Linked DNA regions of Homo sapiens: region 2 is linked to region 1. Evidence: read pairs that join two places in POLR2A ChIA-PET (ENCODE). Cell type or tissue: Panc1. All regions are shown on one strand. Links, peaks and the distances in the headings refer to the core of each region. The heading gives the core; the rest is flanking DNA.

Region 1 (7,897 bases), core at 902-5,901:
CTGCCTCACCTGGCCTATAATTGTTTTCATATGTTACATATCTAACATTTAAATACTTTGTTTCAATTTGTTGTAGGCAATATGCTTAGAAATTTTAGTTTTATGAAGTTTATTATGGTATATTTTTCCCTGGTTTGAAACAGCAAAACTGTTTTAAACTCGTTAATTGGGTTGTTAACCTCCACTTTTATAAGAATATATATAATATAGGGATTATTTGGTCTATCTAAATTTGGATGGACCCTCCAGAGAAGTCAATAAAGTTTATTTTTTTTAGTAGAGTGATAAAATCTTATTTCCTAACATTTATTGGCAGAGCCATATTTTTAATTTCATTTTATATCACTTTTGAATTTGGGAATTACAAACTTTTAATCTATTAATGTATAAAGTGTTGTAATAAGGACCTCTGGGAGAATTTTTTTTTTGTCCTCGGGTCCTAGAAAACATGTTTTTTTCCTCCCTACTTATGTTTTAAAAATATTCTCCTCTTAGCGAGTAATAAAACCTTGTCTTCCAAAACTTGCCACTTGTGAGTTTAAGAACTTTCTTTGTAGATTACCAGTTAATGGGGTCTGTTAACTAATTGATACCCATCTTGACATTACTATTCAGTTCACTAAACTGGTCTCTGTTTACAGGGGGACGATTTGCATTGTGCTGGGTGTATAAAATTTTGTCTGTGGTACTATTATTTATAGATAGGATTTATCCTGTCTATTCTGTAGTTCCTGTCTTTTCTTTTGCAATGTTTTTAGTGATACATTTTAGTTGACAACAGGGCTTGCTTCAATGTTGGATAATTGTTTTGGTGAATCGGTTTGGATATTTCTATTTGCTTTGCTGAAATATATGCCCACACATGGAGTTCTAATCCCACTTCTGATGCAAAAATAATCACTATTTATCGAACAAATAACTATGTGCCAACCACTATGATAAGCACTTTGGAGATGATATCCAGGTTAGTCTTTAGGATAGCTCCTAAGGTAGTATTTTAAGTCCCATCCTTATTGTAGGAAACTCGGGCATGGAGCCTTTCAGAAATCTACTGAAAGTAACATAACTAGAAGCTGGCAGGATTGGTATTTGAACCTAGATCTGCATGACTTCCTTTTTTTTTTCTTTAGAAATGAGATCTTGCTTTGTCACCCAGACTGAAGTGCAGTGGCACGGTCATAGCTCACTGCCACTTCGAATTCCTAGGCTCAGATGATCCTCCTCCCTCAGCCTCCTGAGTAGCTGGGACTACAGGTGGGCGCCACCATGTCCGGCTAACTTTTCTTTTCTTTTTTTTTTTTTTTTTTTTTGAGACAGAGTCTCACTCTGTCACCCAGGCTGGAGTGCAGTGGCGTGATCTCAGCTCGCTGCAACCTCCGCCTCCCCGGTTCAAGCGATTGTCCTGCCTCAGCCTCCCGAGTAGCTGGGATTACAAGCATGTGCCACCACACCCAGCTAATTTTTGTATTTTTTAGTAGAGATGGGATTTTGCCATTTTGCCTGGGCTGCTCTCAAACTCCTAGGCTTAAGCAATCTTCCCAGCCTCCCAAAGTGCAGGATTACAGGCATGAGCCACCGCTCCCGGCCTTGTTTGACTTTTTTTTTTTTTTTTTTTTTTTTTGTGACAGAGTCTCGCTCTGTTGCCAGGCTGGAGTGCAGTGGCGTGATCTCAGCTCGCTGCAACCTCCGCCTCCCCGGTTCAAGCGATTCTCCTGCCTCAGCCTCCCGCGTAGCTGGGACTACAGGCGCCTGCCACCACGCCTGGCTAATTTTTTTTCATTTTTGTATTTTAGTAGAGACGGGATTTCACTATGTTGCCCAGTCTGGTCTCCAACTCCTGAGCTCAGGCAATCCGCCCACCTCAGCCTCCCAAAGTGCTGGGATTACAGGCGTGAGCCACCGCGCCCGGCCTTGACTTCTTAACTAGCTACTTACATTGTCCAGTAACTATATGAAGTTATTAATTCAAAAATTTATTTTGCCTGCATGATTTCTGTTAACTGTTTCAAGCAGGCTGCCTAAGGGTCTTTACCTTGCTTTGCGGTTTTTGCCGATGTGGGTGTTTCCTCTGGGTTCTTTCCTGTTTGTATGTCTTTCCTTTTCGGTTAATTCACATTTTGGGTGGGGGTGGGTAGATGGGAAGAGGACTAGTTGACTGTTTCGCAAGTTGAATAGAATACTGAAAAACGCAAGCATCAGAGAATATTTATTCTGAACCCATAAAAGTTATAACTCACCTCCTGGGATAAATAAGTGTTCACATTTTTCAGTTTTGCTCCTCTTTTAAAATATACTAAACAATCATAACAGACCTAAGGTTATTTTTTTCTCATCCCCAGTCTCATTTCCCTTTCCTAAGAAGCAGCTTCAATCATGATTTTGGTGTGTATCTTGTCCTTCCATGATTTTATAATTTCCTCTTGTATATGTTTGCATCCATATACAAAATGTAGTATTTTATGTGTTTTAGAATTTTTATTCAATGCTGTGTTTTGGAGATCTATTCATATTGCTACACAAGGACCTAGTTTATTCATTTTAACAGTTGAAAAGTATTTCATCATAGGATTTATACCACAGTTCAGTTACCTATTCCCCCCAGTAATGGATATATAGTATATTTCCAGGTTTTTGTTATACCAAATCGTGCTGCCAAGAATTTACGTGCAAGTGTTTCCTGGTGCTCATGGTTAGAGCTTTTCCAGGGTAGATCATTAGGAAGTGGAATTGTTGGTTTGAATTGTTACATAGCTTCAACTTTTCCAGATTCTGACGAATTAGTATAAAGGTGGCTGTGCCAATTTATACTTATATGTCTGAGTGTCCCAGTTTCCTCATTTTCTGGCCAATTAATGCTTGGTGTTATCAGACTTTTTTGGCTTATGCCAGTCGGAAGGCTTTGAAATAGTCATTATTTGAATTCAAAAAAAATTTTTTTCCTGGGCTGGGTGCAGTGGCTCATGGGTGTACTCCCAGTGCTTTGGGAGGCCAAGATGAGAGGATTGAGGACAGGAGTTCAAGACTAGCCTGGACAACATAGTGAGACCCCATCAAAAAATAAAAAAAAAATAAAAAAATAAAAAAATAAAAAACAAGTAAAATAAATAAAAAATAAAAATAATTATATAAAAAATATTAGCTGGGCGTGGTGGTGCATGCCCATAGTCCTAGCAGTGCTGGAGGCTGAGGCAGAAGGATTGTTTGATCCCAGGAATTTTGAGGTTACAGTGAGCTATGTTCATGCCAGTGCACACCAGCCTGGGCAACAGAGTGTGGCTCTGTCTCCAAAAAAATTTTTTTACAACAAATTTTAAAGTTTTTGTATTAAAGTTTTTATTTTATATATATCATATATAAACACACACACACATATACATATACATATACATATACATATACATATATATATACTTTTTTTTTTTTTGAGACAGGATCTTGTTCTGTCACCACTCTGGAGTGTGGTGGTGCAAATATGGCTCACTGCAGCCTCCACCTCCTGGATTCAAACGATCCTCCCATGTCAGCCTCCCAGTAGCTGGGACCAGGCTAGTGCCACCATACCTGGCTAATTTGTGTGTGTGTGTGTGTGTGTGTGTGTGTGTGTGTGTGTGTGTATAGAGACAGTGTCTCACTATTTTGCCCAGGCTGGTCTCGAGTGCCTGGGCTCAAGCATTCCTCTTGCCTCAGCCTCCCAAACTGCTGGGATTACAGGCATGAGCCACTAAGCCCAGCTCAGCATGATTTATTACTGTTAAATATTTAGACATTTGTATCCAAGCCTCCATTTATAACCTTGCTCTGGGCCCCACCAATTTTAGAGAAGGTCTACTCTGATTCCCTGAAATGTCTTCATTGTTTTCTTTTGCATGAATGTACACAATTTATATATTGATCTTCTTATTATTAAAATTGAGACTGGCCTCAGTAGCTAATATCTGTAATCCCAGTACTTCAAGAGGCCGAGGTGGGAGAATCTCTTGAAGTCAGGGGTTCGAGACCAGCCCGGGCAACATAGCTCCTACAAAAACATTAAAAAATAAAATTAGTTGGACACAGTGGCACACACCTGTGGTCCCAGTTACTCAGGAGGCTGAGGCGGGAGGATCACTTGAGCCTGGGAGGACAAGGCTGCGGTCAGGTGCAGTTGCGCCACTGCCCTCCAGCCTGGGCAATAGAATGAGACCCTGCCTCTGAAAAAACAAAGTAAAATTGATATTGTTTTAAGTATTTGCTATTAAACCATTATGCTTTGAACATTTTGGTATATGCTTCTTTGTGTACATGTACATGAGTTTCCCTAGAGATCTAGTAGTGGAATTTTGATTTTTTTTTTTTTTTATTGATCATTCTTGGGTGTTTCTCACAGAGGGGGATTTAGCAGGGTCATAGGACAATAGTGGAGGGAAGGTCAGCAGATAAACAAGTGAACAAATGTCTCTGGTTTTCCTAGGCAGAGGACCCTGCGGCCTTCCGCAGTGTTTGTGTCCCTGGGTACTTGAGATTAGGGAGTGGTGATGACTCTTAACGAGTCTGCTGCCTTCAAGCATCTGTTTAACAAAGCACATCTTGCACCGCCCTTAATCCATTTAACCCTGAGTGGACACAGCACATGTTTCAGAGAGCACAGGGTTGGGGGTAAGGTCATAGATCAACAGCATCCCAAGGCAGAAGAATTTTTCTTAGTACAGAACAAAATGAAGTCTCCCATGTCTACTTTCTACACAGACACAGTAACAATCCGATTTCTCTATCATTTCCCCACCTTTCCCCCTTTTCTATTCCACAAAACCGCCATCGTCATCATGGCCCGTTCTCAATGAGCTGTTGGGTACACCTCCCAGACGGGGTGGTGGCCGGGCTGAGGCGCTCCTCACATCCCAGACGGGGCGGCAGGGCAGAGGCGCTCCCCGCATCTCAGACGATGGGCGGCCTGGCAGAGACGCTCCTCACTTCCTAGACGGGATGGCGGCCGGGAAGAGGCGCTCCTCACTTCCCAGACTGGGCAGCCGAGCAGAGGGGCTGCTCACATCCCAGACGATGGGCGGCCAGGCAGAGACGCTCCTCACTTCCCAGACGGGGTGGCGGCAGGGCAGAGGCTGCGATCTCGGCACTTTGGGAGGCCAAGGCAGGCGGCTGGGAGGTGGAGGTTGTAGCTAGCCGAGATCACACCACTGCACTCCAGCCTGGGCAAGATTGAGCACTGAGTGAGCAAGACCCCGTCTGCCATCCCGGCACCTCGGGAGGCCGAGGCTGGCGGATCACTCGCGGTTAGGAGCTGGAGACCAGCCCGGCCAACACAGCGAAACCCCGTCTCCACCAAAAAAATACGAAAACCAGTCAGGCGTGGCGGCACGCGCCTGCAATCGCAGGCACTCGGCAGGCTGAGGCAGGAGAATCAGGCAGGGAGGTTGCAGTGAGCCGAGATGGCAGCAGTACAGTCCAGCCTCGGCTCCGCATCAGAGGGAGACGGTGGAAAGAGAGGGAGAGGGAGACCGTGGAAAGAGAGGGAGAGGGAGACCGTGGAAAGAGAGGGAGAGGGAGACCGTGGAAAGAGAGGGAGAGGGAGACCGTGGAAAGAGAGGGAGAGTGGAATTTTGATTCTTAAAGTTTTATGTGATAATGCCAAATTGTTTTCCGAAGTGTGTTTGCCAAGTTATACTCCCACCAGAAGAATAAGAGCCTTCCCTTGCCTCACATAGTGGCCAAGTGGTATCGTCAGCTTTTAAAAATTTGTGCCAATACAAGGAATGTGAAATTGTATCACTGTGGTTTTTTTTGTTTGTTTTTGTTTTTGTTTTTGTTTTTTTTTGAGACAGAGCCTCGGTCTGTCGCCCAGGCTGGAGTGCAGTGGTGCAATCTCGGTTCAGTGCAGTCTCCGCCTCCTGGGTTCACGCCATTCTGCCTCAGCCTCCTGAGTAGCTGGGACTAGAGGTGCATGCCACCACCCCTGGCTAATTTTTTTTTTTTGTATTTTGGGTAGAGACAGGGTTTCACCATGTTCGCTAGGGTGGTCTCGATCTCCTGACCTCGTGATCTGCCCACCTTGGCCTCCCAAAGTGCTGGGATTACAGGCGTGAGCCACCGCGCCCAGCCCTCATTGTGGTTTTAATTCTTTATATATTCTGGATCTCTAGCCCTTTTAAGTCTTATTACTCATTTTTTTAAGTTTGTCTTACTTGGCATCTTAGTAGTTGCTTCTTATTCGCATTTTACTTTTTTGGTCATCATAGCACTCTATTTTTGTTTGTAACAGTTTTTGTTTGTTTGTTTTTTACCATTTTAAAAATGGCTAAAACTATTTTTATTTATTTTTTGAGATAAAGTATTTATTTTTTGTTTGTTTTTTACCATTTTAAAAATGGCTAAAACTATTTATTTTATTTATTTACTTTTTTGAGGTTTATTTATTTATTTATTTATTTATTTTTTGTTCTGTCACCCAGGCTAGAGTGCAGTGGTGTGATCTCAGCTCACTGCAACCTCCGCCTCCTGGGTTCAAGCGATTCTCTTGCCTCAGCCTCCCAAGTAGCTGGGATTACAGGCACGCGCCACCATGCCTGGCTAATTTTTGTATTTTTAGTAGAGACAGGGTTTTGCCACATTGGCCAGGCTGCTCTTGAACTCCTGACCTCAGGTGATCTGCCCTCCTGGGCCTCCCGAAGTAAAACTATTTTAAAGTGTACAGTTCAGTGGCAATAAGTATATTCATGATGTTGTGCAACTGTTACCACTATTGGAATTCCAGAACATTTTCATCACCCCAAAGAGAAACCCCACAACCATCAGGAACCAGTCCTCATTCTCCCCTTTCCTCAGCCCCTGGCGATCTCTAACCTACTTTTTGTTTGTTTTCCAATTCTGGACATTTCCTGTAAATGGGATCTAATAATATGTGGCCTTTTGTGTCTGCTTCTTTCACTAAGGAAAAATGATTTGCATTTTACTCTTGCATGTTCTGTGTTGTTTGTGTGGGCGTATTCATCTAGGAGAAATCTTCCTGAAGTTCCTTCTGTAACTAATTCTGCACTGTCCATGGAGTCATGTTATTGTCAGACTGGTGGCCTTAGAGACATGCTGTTTTCTGCAACATCGTGACACAAAAGGGTGCACCCTGTAAGAATCATTTGGGAATTTTTGTTCTCTTTTCACAAACACTACATCTCAAATTTTTAATTTGATCAAATTTGACTCTCGGTGTCTGCAATTTTCTTTAGAAATTAAGCTAACAAACATTATGACATTGTAATATTGTGAACCATGATAAAATCTTAAATAGTGACAAATGAAGCATGTGATAACACAATATTTTCTACTTTTTACATAATGCAGAGATGGCAAAATTACACATTTAAAATAAGTAGATATATTTTTCCATCCATTAAATGGTTCTAATTTGCTTACTGCTTCTGCCTGTATTTACTTCCAAACCAGGTATCTGCGAGCTTTTCCTGCGGCTACTTTGGAACAGAAGAAGCCATAGTAACATAGAGGTGAAAAAGGGGTAAAAGGTTTCAGGAGCACCTAGGATTTCAGGCCCAGTGAGAAATCACTTCAACCAAATTGCAGCAGGGGAGCTGGTCTCAGGTTGGGAGGAGAGAGGGGAGACTTATTTCATGATCTTTTCTCTATTTCCCATACAGGGAAGAGATAGTATTTTATTATTTTTTATGTATTATTTTGTATTTACTTATTTATTTATTAAAATAGAGACGGGGGTCTCAATATTTTGCTTAGGCTGATCTAAAACTCCCGAGCTCAAGCCACCCTCCTGCCCCAGCCTCCTGAATAGGTGGGATTACAGATGTGTACCACCACTCCTGGCACTGGGAAGATATTTTAATATGTTTTAGACCAATTTAGAAAATGAAGCTAAAAGAGGTCATCTAAGGGAAATCGT
Region 2 (8,196 bases), core at 1,190-6,189, 220 kb before region 1:
GGACTCTTTCCCAGTACAAGCTAGATGACCTATGTCTCAGCTCCATCATCTTCCATGTGAGCCAGGATGCAACTGCTCAGAGTAAGGACTTCTCACTCTAGCAGCTCTTCTGTCCGAGGTCCCTGTCAGGGTTTGGCTCTAGCTGTGGCCCCTGATATGGTTTGGCTCTGTGTCCCCACCAAAATCTCATGTCAAATGGTAATCCCCACATGTCAAGGGAGGGGCCTCGTGGAAGGTGATTGGATCATGGGGGTGGATCTCCCCCTTGCTATTCGCACGACAGTGAGTGAGTTCTCACAAGAGCTGATGGTTTAAAAGTGTGGCACTTTCCCCTCCACTCTCTCCCCTGCCACCATGTAAGATATGCCTTGCTTCTTCTTCACCTTCCATCATGATTGTAAGTTTCCTGAGGCCTCCCCAGCCATGTGGAACTGTGAATCAATTAAAGCTCTATTCTTTATAAATTACCCAGTCTCAGGTAGTTCTTTATAGCAGTGTGAAAATAGACTAATACAGCCCTTTTTGATATAATCTTTCAAACCCTAGCTGGAATCCTGACACTTTCAGAGTCAACAGAAGAGGAAACTATATAACTTAAGGAGAATGAATTAATCTGTCCCACTCACATTCATGTTTATTTTATCAACCTCTAGTTCACAAGTATATGGTTTTAAAGGGCAAATACACAGGAGGGATTAGGGAGAATTCTATCAGTTATTCTCCTTGTGATAGAAATTTAAGCAGTTTTCTGAGATGCAGCAGATTTTAGCCAGCCCTGAAGAAGCGGGATAATCTTCTGGAAATAGGTCTTCAATAACTGTTGTGGTAAGGGGTGATACGAATTCTGGACTTACTGAACTGCCACAAGACTCTTATCTTCCATTCTATGCTATTAGTTCATTAAGGCAGAGTGCTATGGTTTGAATGTATTCCCCAAAGTTCATATGTTGGAAACTAGGTTCCCAGTGCAAGTGTTGGGAGGTGAGGCCTAATAGGTGATTAGGTCACGAGGGCAGAGTGCATTAATATTGTTATTGCAGAGTGCTCGTGGTCACTAGAGTGGGCTTGTTATAAAAGTGAGTTTGGGCCCCTTTTGCTTTCTTGCCCTTCTGCCTTCTGACACAACACAAAGGCCCTCACCAGATGCCAGCACCTTGATATTGGACTTCCGAGCCTCCAGAATTATGAGAAATAAATTTCTTTTCTTTATAAATTACCTAGTCTGCGGTATTCTGTGATAGTAACACAAAATAGACTAATACACAGAGTAAATAATAAAATGTTGGCTCTGGGCTGGGTGCAGTGGCTCACGCCTGTAGTCCCAGCACTTTGGGAGGCTGAGGCTGGCAGATCACCTGATGTCGGGAGCTCGAGACCAGCCTGACCAACATGGAGAAACCCTGTCTCTACTGAAAATACAAAATTAGCTGGGTGTGGTGGCACATGCCTGTAATCCTAGCTACTCAGGAGGCTGAGGCAGGATAATCGCTTGAACCCGGGAGGCGGAGGTTGCGGTGAGCTGAGATCGCGCCATTGCATTCCAGCCTGGGCAACAAGAGTGAAACTCTGTCTCAAAAAAAATAAACAAATAAAATAAAAAGAAAAGAAGAAGAAAATACTTTCATTAAAAGGATGCGGGGTGCCTCTCACAATTTTCTGGTAAGGCTAGAGACCAGGCTTGGGAGTGACACAGCCAACAACCTCACCCAAATCCTGCCACAGATCTGGTTCAGTGAAAACAATCCCAGGCACAGTCACCACAGTTTGCAGTGGTGACACAGTGGCCCTGGGCTGGACCCAGACACCTGCACCAAAGCTGCTGCTACAGCACACTGGCAGTGGCTGGCTTCTCTGCTCCCATATGTGCCAGGATGAGTCTAAGTCATTATCTGGGTCATGTTCTCAAGTGAGTGGTTCTAATTGGCATGGCCTGGGTGATGTGCCCATGTCTTGGCTTCAAGGAAGCCTGGGAAAGCAAATATTTTATCATTCAATGAATTTTAATGCACACCTGCTATGAGTTAGGCACTCTTCTAGGTGCTAAGGAAATCAGAGCAAGCAAAATAGGTAAAAGTTCCTATACTCACAAAGCTTCTGTTCGAGAGGTGGGCAGATAATGATAAATAACAAGCAAAACAAAGTTTGTCAAAGGGTGATGTGTTCTATGGGGAAAAATAAAGCCAGGGCTGGGGACTGGACCTGCTGCTTTGTAATGTGTTCTGGAGGTCCTTCCTCAGAAGGTGATATTTGAGCTGAGAGGCAAATGATAGGAGGGTTCTGCCATTTTCAACGTGTGTGTGTGTACATATGCTGAATGGGGCAATGCCCATTTTTTGTTTGTTTGTTTGTTTGTTTGTTTGTTTGTTTTGAGACAGAGTCTTGCTCTGTTGCCCACGCTGGAGTGCAGGGGCACAATCTTGGCTCACTGCAACCTCTGCCTCCTGGGTTCAAGCGATTCTCCTGCCTCAGCCTCCCAAGTAACTGGGACTACAGGTACACACCACCACGCCTGGTTAATTTTTGTAATTTTAGTAGAGATGGGGTTTCTCCATGTTGACCAGGCTGGTCATCGAACTGGCTAATTTTTGTACTTTTAGTAGAGATGGGGTTTCTCCATGTTGACCAGGCTGGTCTCAAACCCCTGGCCTCAAGTGATCCATCCCCCTTGGCCTCCCAAAGTGCTGGGATTACAGGCGTGAGCCACCGCCCGGTGCAATGCCCATGTTTTTAACTAAAGAAACCCTACCTCCACTCCCCAGCCATTGTCAGGTCACCTCCATCCTGTCCTTCAATCTTTATGTGAAGGTAAAGGAGCTCTGGGACAACAGTTTACTATGCCCAGCGAAACTGTGGGGACAGACTCCGAGGGCCCAATCTTTACTCTTCAACTACAGCAAGGACTGGCAACCTGGATGTGCTACCATAACTGGGGGGAGATTTTGGTGGGCAAGTGCCAAGACTGATGAAAATGAGTATACATCAGAGTATACATGCGTGTGCATGCACTTCTGTCGAGTGTGATGCTATAGATGTTGTGTCTGAAAGCAGTGATTTCGGCCGGGCATGGTGGCTCATGCCTCAAATCCCAGCACTTTGGGAGGCCGAGGCAGGTGGATCACTTGAGGTCAAGGGTTCGAGACTAGCCTGGCCAACATGGTGAAACCCTTTCTCTATTAAAAATACAAAACATTAGCTGAGCGTGGTAGTGGGCACCTGTAATCCCAGCTACTCAGGAGGCTGAGGCAGGAGAATCACTTGAACCCGGGAGGCGGAGGTTGCAGTAAGCCAAGATCGCACCATTGCACTCCAGCCTGAGTGACAGAGCAAGACTCTGTCTCAAAAAAAAAAAAAAAAAAAAAAAAGCAGTGATTTCTAAACTTTTTTATATTATGTACTCATATCAGTAAAAGTCTTGTTCCTCCCCTGTAATCCTTTGTATTTATTTTTAAATTATATACATTTACTATGGAAGCATTATAAAACATGAAAAAATAGAAATGTTTTAAAAATGAAACACATATTTTGAAAATACTTTTATCAACATTTTAAAAAGTCCTAATTTCTCTCAGTAAAGAAAGATTATGATTGTGTATTTTATTGACAACACGTAATTCAGTATGTTTCGTTGTTCTGAAAAATCTTATTTTTTTTTTTGAGATGGAGTCTTGCTCTGTTGCCCAGGCTAGAGTCCAGTGGCGCAATCTCGGCTCACTGCAACCTCTGCCTCCAGGTTCAAGCCATTCTCCTGCCTCAGCCTCCCAAGTAGCTGGCATTACAGGCGTCCACCACTGCACCGGGCTAATTTTTGTATGTTTAGTAGAGACGGGGTTTCGCCATATTGGCCAGGCTGGTTTCGAACTTCTGACCTGAGGAGATCTGCCCGCCTCAGCCTCCCGAAGTGCTGGGATTATAGGCGTGAGCCACCGCGCCCGGCCATATTCTGAAAAATCTTTAGCACGTTATTTCAGGCAACAAAATTGCACAGTGATAAACATTTCTAAACATTCATTTTTCAAATTTCTCTCTTCATAGCATAAGTTTCTTTTTCTTTTTTTTTTTTTTTTTTTTGAGATGGAGTCTCCCTCTGTCTCCCAGGCTGGAGTGCTGTGGCGCGATCTCGGCTCACTGCAAGCTCCGCCTTCTGGCTTCACGCCATTCTCCTGCCTCAGCCTCCCGAGTAGCTGGGACTACAGGGGCCTGCCACTGCGCCCAGCTATTTTTTGTATTTTTAGTAGAGACGGGGTTTCACCGTGGTCTCGATCTCCTGAACTCATGATCCTCCCGCCTCGGCCTCCCAAAGTGCTGGGATTACAGGCGTGAGCCACCACGCCCAGCCAAGTTTCTTTTAAAATTGGCAGTTAATGTCTCATTAAAGCTTAAAAACAATTTTAACTTAAAGAGACCCATTAAGGATCTCCATTTTTTTCAAAATATCAGCTAGGCATCCATATTAGTCAGGGTTCAGCAAGAAAAAGAGAACCACTGTAGGCCTTTCAAGCGGACAGGAATTGAGTGCAGGGTATTTAAATGCTTATGACATCATAAGAATGGCAGCGGGAATTAGGAGCTAGGGGAAGTCTGCTACCACACAGTACTTCAGAGTACAGGAGGTTGGTTGCTGCTGTCACCCAGGTCAGAAAAATGCAGGAAACCCCTGTTGATGGCAGAGGCCCCAAAGCACTGAGATGGGGCTAATGGATCACTTGGAGGCTACTGTGGGATTTTAGGTCTACCATGGCCTCCAAAATAATAATACCGCTTTTTCCTTGCATCTACGAAAACTTGCATGAGTACAAAAAAAATCACATCCATTCGAGACCAGCCTGGCCAACATGGTGAAACCCCAACTCTACCAAAAATACCAAAATTAGCCGGGCTTGGTGGCGGGCGCCTGTAATCCCAGCTACTCAGGAGGCTGAGGCAAGGGAATTGCTTGAACCCGGGAGGTGGAGGTTGCAGTGAGCCAAGATCGCGCCACTGAACTCCAGTCTGTGTGGTAAGAGTGAGACTCCGTCTCAAAAATAATAATAATAATAATAATAATAATAATAATAATAATAATAATAATCAGGTCCAGAAGCTTGCAGGCAAGAGAAATTGAGAAATGCATTTTCCATAATTCTAGTCCCTGTAATACGGAGAGCAGCATACAAAAATTTGGGAACGAAGCCTGATTGCCAAAAATATGCTGTGAACCTCAGGGCAGCACACTCCTGACAGCCTCTTGTCATCAAAGGAGAGGTCAGCATATGAGAAATGCTTGAGTCTTTTGTAAAAGAAAACTAGGTGTTTAATTTTGACATTTGATACTCAGCTGATTTTTGTATTTTTTGGTAGAGACGAGGTTTCACCATGTTGGCCAGGCTGATCTCGAACTCCTGACCTCAAGTGATCTGCCCACCTTGGCCTCCTAAAGTGCTGGGATTACAGGTATGAACCACTGCACCCGGCCAACAATTCTTGTATATGAGAGTTTCATGGCTTCTTTCCATTACATAGTAGTTTCTGTTATTTGAAGGTCTTGCTTTTCATCAAGTTAACCCACTGATGACATCCTGCAGCATGGAAACTGCAGTGCATGATAATACTCAGTATATCATGAAACTCAAAACAGACAAGCTGGACCTGCTGGATGCAAGGAGAGAGTGAGTGATTCCTTCTCGTCACTGCCACTCGTCAGCTTCCTGGGTGACTTCTTTCTGTCCTGTGTGAAACTGGGGGTGGTTTACGCAGCCTTTCCAGGACACAGAAGGACAATTTTCCTCTTTGGTTTTTTAAAAAAGTCCAGCCTGGCGTGGTGGCCCAAGCCTGTAATCCCAGCACTTTGGGAAGCCAAGGCGGGCAGATCATGAGGTCAGGAGATCGAGACTGAGACCATCCTGGTCAACATGGTGACACCCCGTCTCTAATAAAAATACAAAAATTTGCTGGGTGTGGTGGGATGCCACTGCACTCCAGCCTGGTGACAGAGTGAGGCTCTGTCTCAAAAAAAAAAAAAAAAAAAAAGTCCAGATGGTATAACATGAAAACTCCAAAGTTCCAATGAAACGTCTCCCCATTGCTGGCTTAGATTGCCCCGGCCTGGAAGTGGGCCAAGAGGGCCAGGGGACATGGCCCACCTGTTTCCCTGACCTGACCTTCTACACTCCCATGCAGCCTTTTGCTGAAGGAGCTAAGGTATGAACAAAAAGCAACTTTGCTTTCTCAGGAGTGTCCCTACAAATCAGTTGTAATGATACGTTCTTTCCTAGGCCTGGATGACATTTATAGCTTTTCCAGGCTCTTTTGGGTAACAAACAGGTTAAAGAGTTTTTTTGTTTGTTTGTTTATTTTACTTAAAAAATAGTCTCCGCTGTGCATGGTGGCTCATGCCTGTAATCCCAGCACTTTGGGAGGCCGAGGTGGGCGGATCACCTGAGGTCAGGAGTTCGAGACCAGCCTGGCCAACAGGGTGAAACCCCATCTCTACTAAAAATACACAAATTAGCCAGGTGTAGTGGCACGTGTCTATAGTCCCAGCTACTCCGAAGGCTGAGGCAAGAGTATCACTTGAACCTGGGAGGCAGAGGTTGCAGTGAGCTGAGATTGTGCCACTGCACTCCAGCCTGGGTGACACAAGATTCTGTCTCAAAAAAAAAAAAGTCTCTTTTTCTAGTTATTAGTCTTATCCAGTGTCATCTCAAAACTTCAAATGTCATTGACTTGAAACCCTCTCTCCTCCTCCAGCCTGGAGTCCGTGGGGTCACGGTCAGTGTCATTTCTCTTTCTCATACTGCCTCCTCCGGCCTTGCTGGCTGCTGTCCCTGGCCTGCTGCTGTCCTGGGGAAGCAGGGGAAGGAAGGTCAGGTTTCACTCCATGAGTTGAGTCTGGGAGTGACAGATTCCAAATGGTGCTTCTTTTCTCCTAGGTGTTTTCTCGTGCGTTCTGGAGAGTCTCCACCCCCAGGCCACCTGCTGTCCCCCAGAGGCTACACCTTCTCCAGCTGGACACTAGGGTACCTGCCCAGCCGCTTAGGCTCCAGAAGTCCTCCCCTCTATTGAGGTTATCCCATCCCTCCGGTGTTCCCTTTGGCTGGAACAAGGCTGTCTCCCTTTCTAGAGAACCACGGCAGGCCTACAGGAACTCTGAGAGTGCAAACCATGCCAAAGGCAGCCATCTCCAGGGGCTAGCCACCAACATGGAGTCAAATCCCAGTCCACGTGTCCCTCAAACTCCAGAAGACATGTCACACTTTCCGAAATGGTCCTCTTGAAGTGCTCCCTTATTTGGCATGAGCTGAAGATGGGGCACCCACCCCCTCCTGCCTGGGAAGAAGGGCAACGTCCAGCACACAGACAGTTGCTCCAAAGCAATCCTCTCACATTCCGCCACGGCCAGGACGTGGATGCCAAGCTAATCCTTCCCAATGTGGAGCTAACAGTTTTACAATCTCAGCATGAGCTGTGAAGGTGATCTAGCTCCTCCTGCCTTTAGAATGTGGAAGTACTTGGCACCTAATGTTTTGTTCTCAGCCTTTGGGGCCTCTGGTGAAACTGACACAGAAAGAGTCCCATTTTAGTAAAAGAAGTTATCATTATAAAAAGTAACCCCTTCCTCACGCCAGGATACCTGATGCACTGCAGGTGTCTCATGACAGCCTGACTTAGGAAGCGGGCTGTGTGAAGGTATAGCTAATATAGAATTTTTACATATTTATATATTTCGTCCTTATATTAATATGACTTTTTATACAAAATATATAGAGAATGGTTTGTTTTTTTTTTTTTTGAGACGGAGTCTCACTCTGTCGCCCAAGCTGGAGTGCAGTGGCATGATCTTGGCTCACTGCAACCTCCGCCTCCCGGTTCAAGCGATTCTCCTGCCTCAGCCTCCTGAGTAGCTGGGATTACAGGCACCCGCTACCATGTCTGGCTAATTTTTGTATTTTTAGTAGAGACGGGTTTCACCATGTTGGCAAGGCTGGTCTTGAACGTCTGACCGCAAGTGATCTGCCTGCCTTGGCCTCCCAAAGTGTTGGGATTACAGGCATGAGCCACTGCAACTACAATCCCAGCACTTTGCCAGAATTTTTGTTTTTGACGTTATGGATAATTAGATGTGCAGATAAATCTCTGTCAATATAGGCTACCTTAAAGTGTTGGGTGAAATTTTGTTTTGTTTTTGAGACAGAGTCTCTCTCTGTCACCCAGGCTGGA

The links. ChIA-PET counts read pairs that join two places held together with the same protein. Peaks named below come from ENCODE experiments on the same cell type or tissue, not always from the same donor. Only the 100,000 strongest peaks of a DNase experiment are listed, where the experiment ranks them.
Region 2: POLR2A ChIA-PET joins it to region 1 with 5 read pairs; 3 of 35 experiments call an interaction of 5 or more read pairs at or near these places.

Annotation. Positions count from the first base shown.
Region 1 is chr7:139,098,446-139,106,342 of GRCh38, reverse strand. The region is part of intron 1 of ZC3HAV1 (zinc finger CCCH-type containing, antiviral 1); the gene reads left to right. Among named protein-coding and RNA genes, the nearest start is that of ZC3HAV1, 7.3 kb to the left of the region's middle. RefSeq lists an enhancer at 3,997-4,568. In Panc1, for the core only: no CTCF peak of the experiment used is centred there; no DNase peak of the experiment used is centred there; H3K4me3 peaks cover 451 bases; H3K27ac peaks cover 1,564 bases.
Region 2 is chr7:139,320,428-139,328,623 of GRCh38, reverse strand. It overlaps a transcript of UBN2 not described here. Among named protein-coding and RNA genes, the nearest start is that of TRR-CCT4-1, 16 kb to the left of the region's middle. RefSeq lists a silencer at 2,392-2,571 and an enhancer at 8,159-8,196. In Panc1, for the core only: no CTCF peak of the experiment used is centred there; no DNase peak of the experiment used is centred there.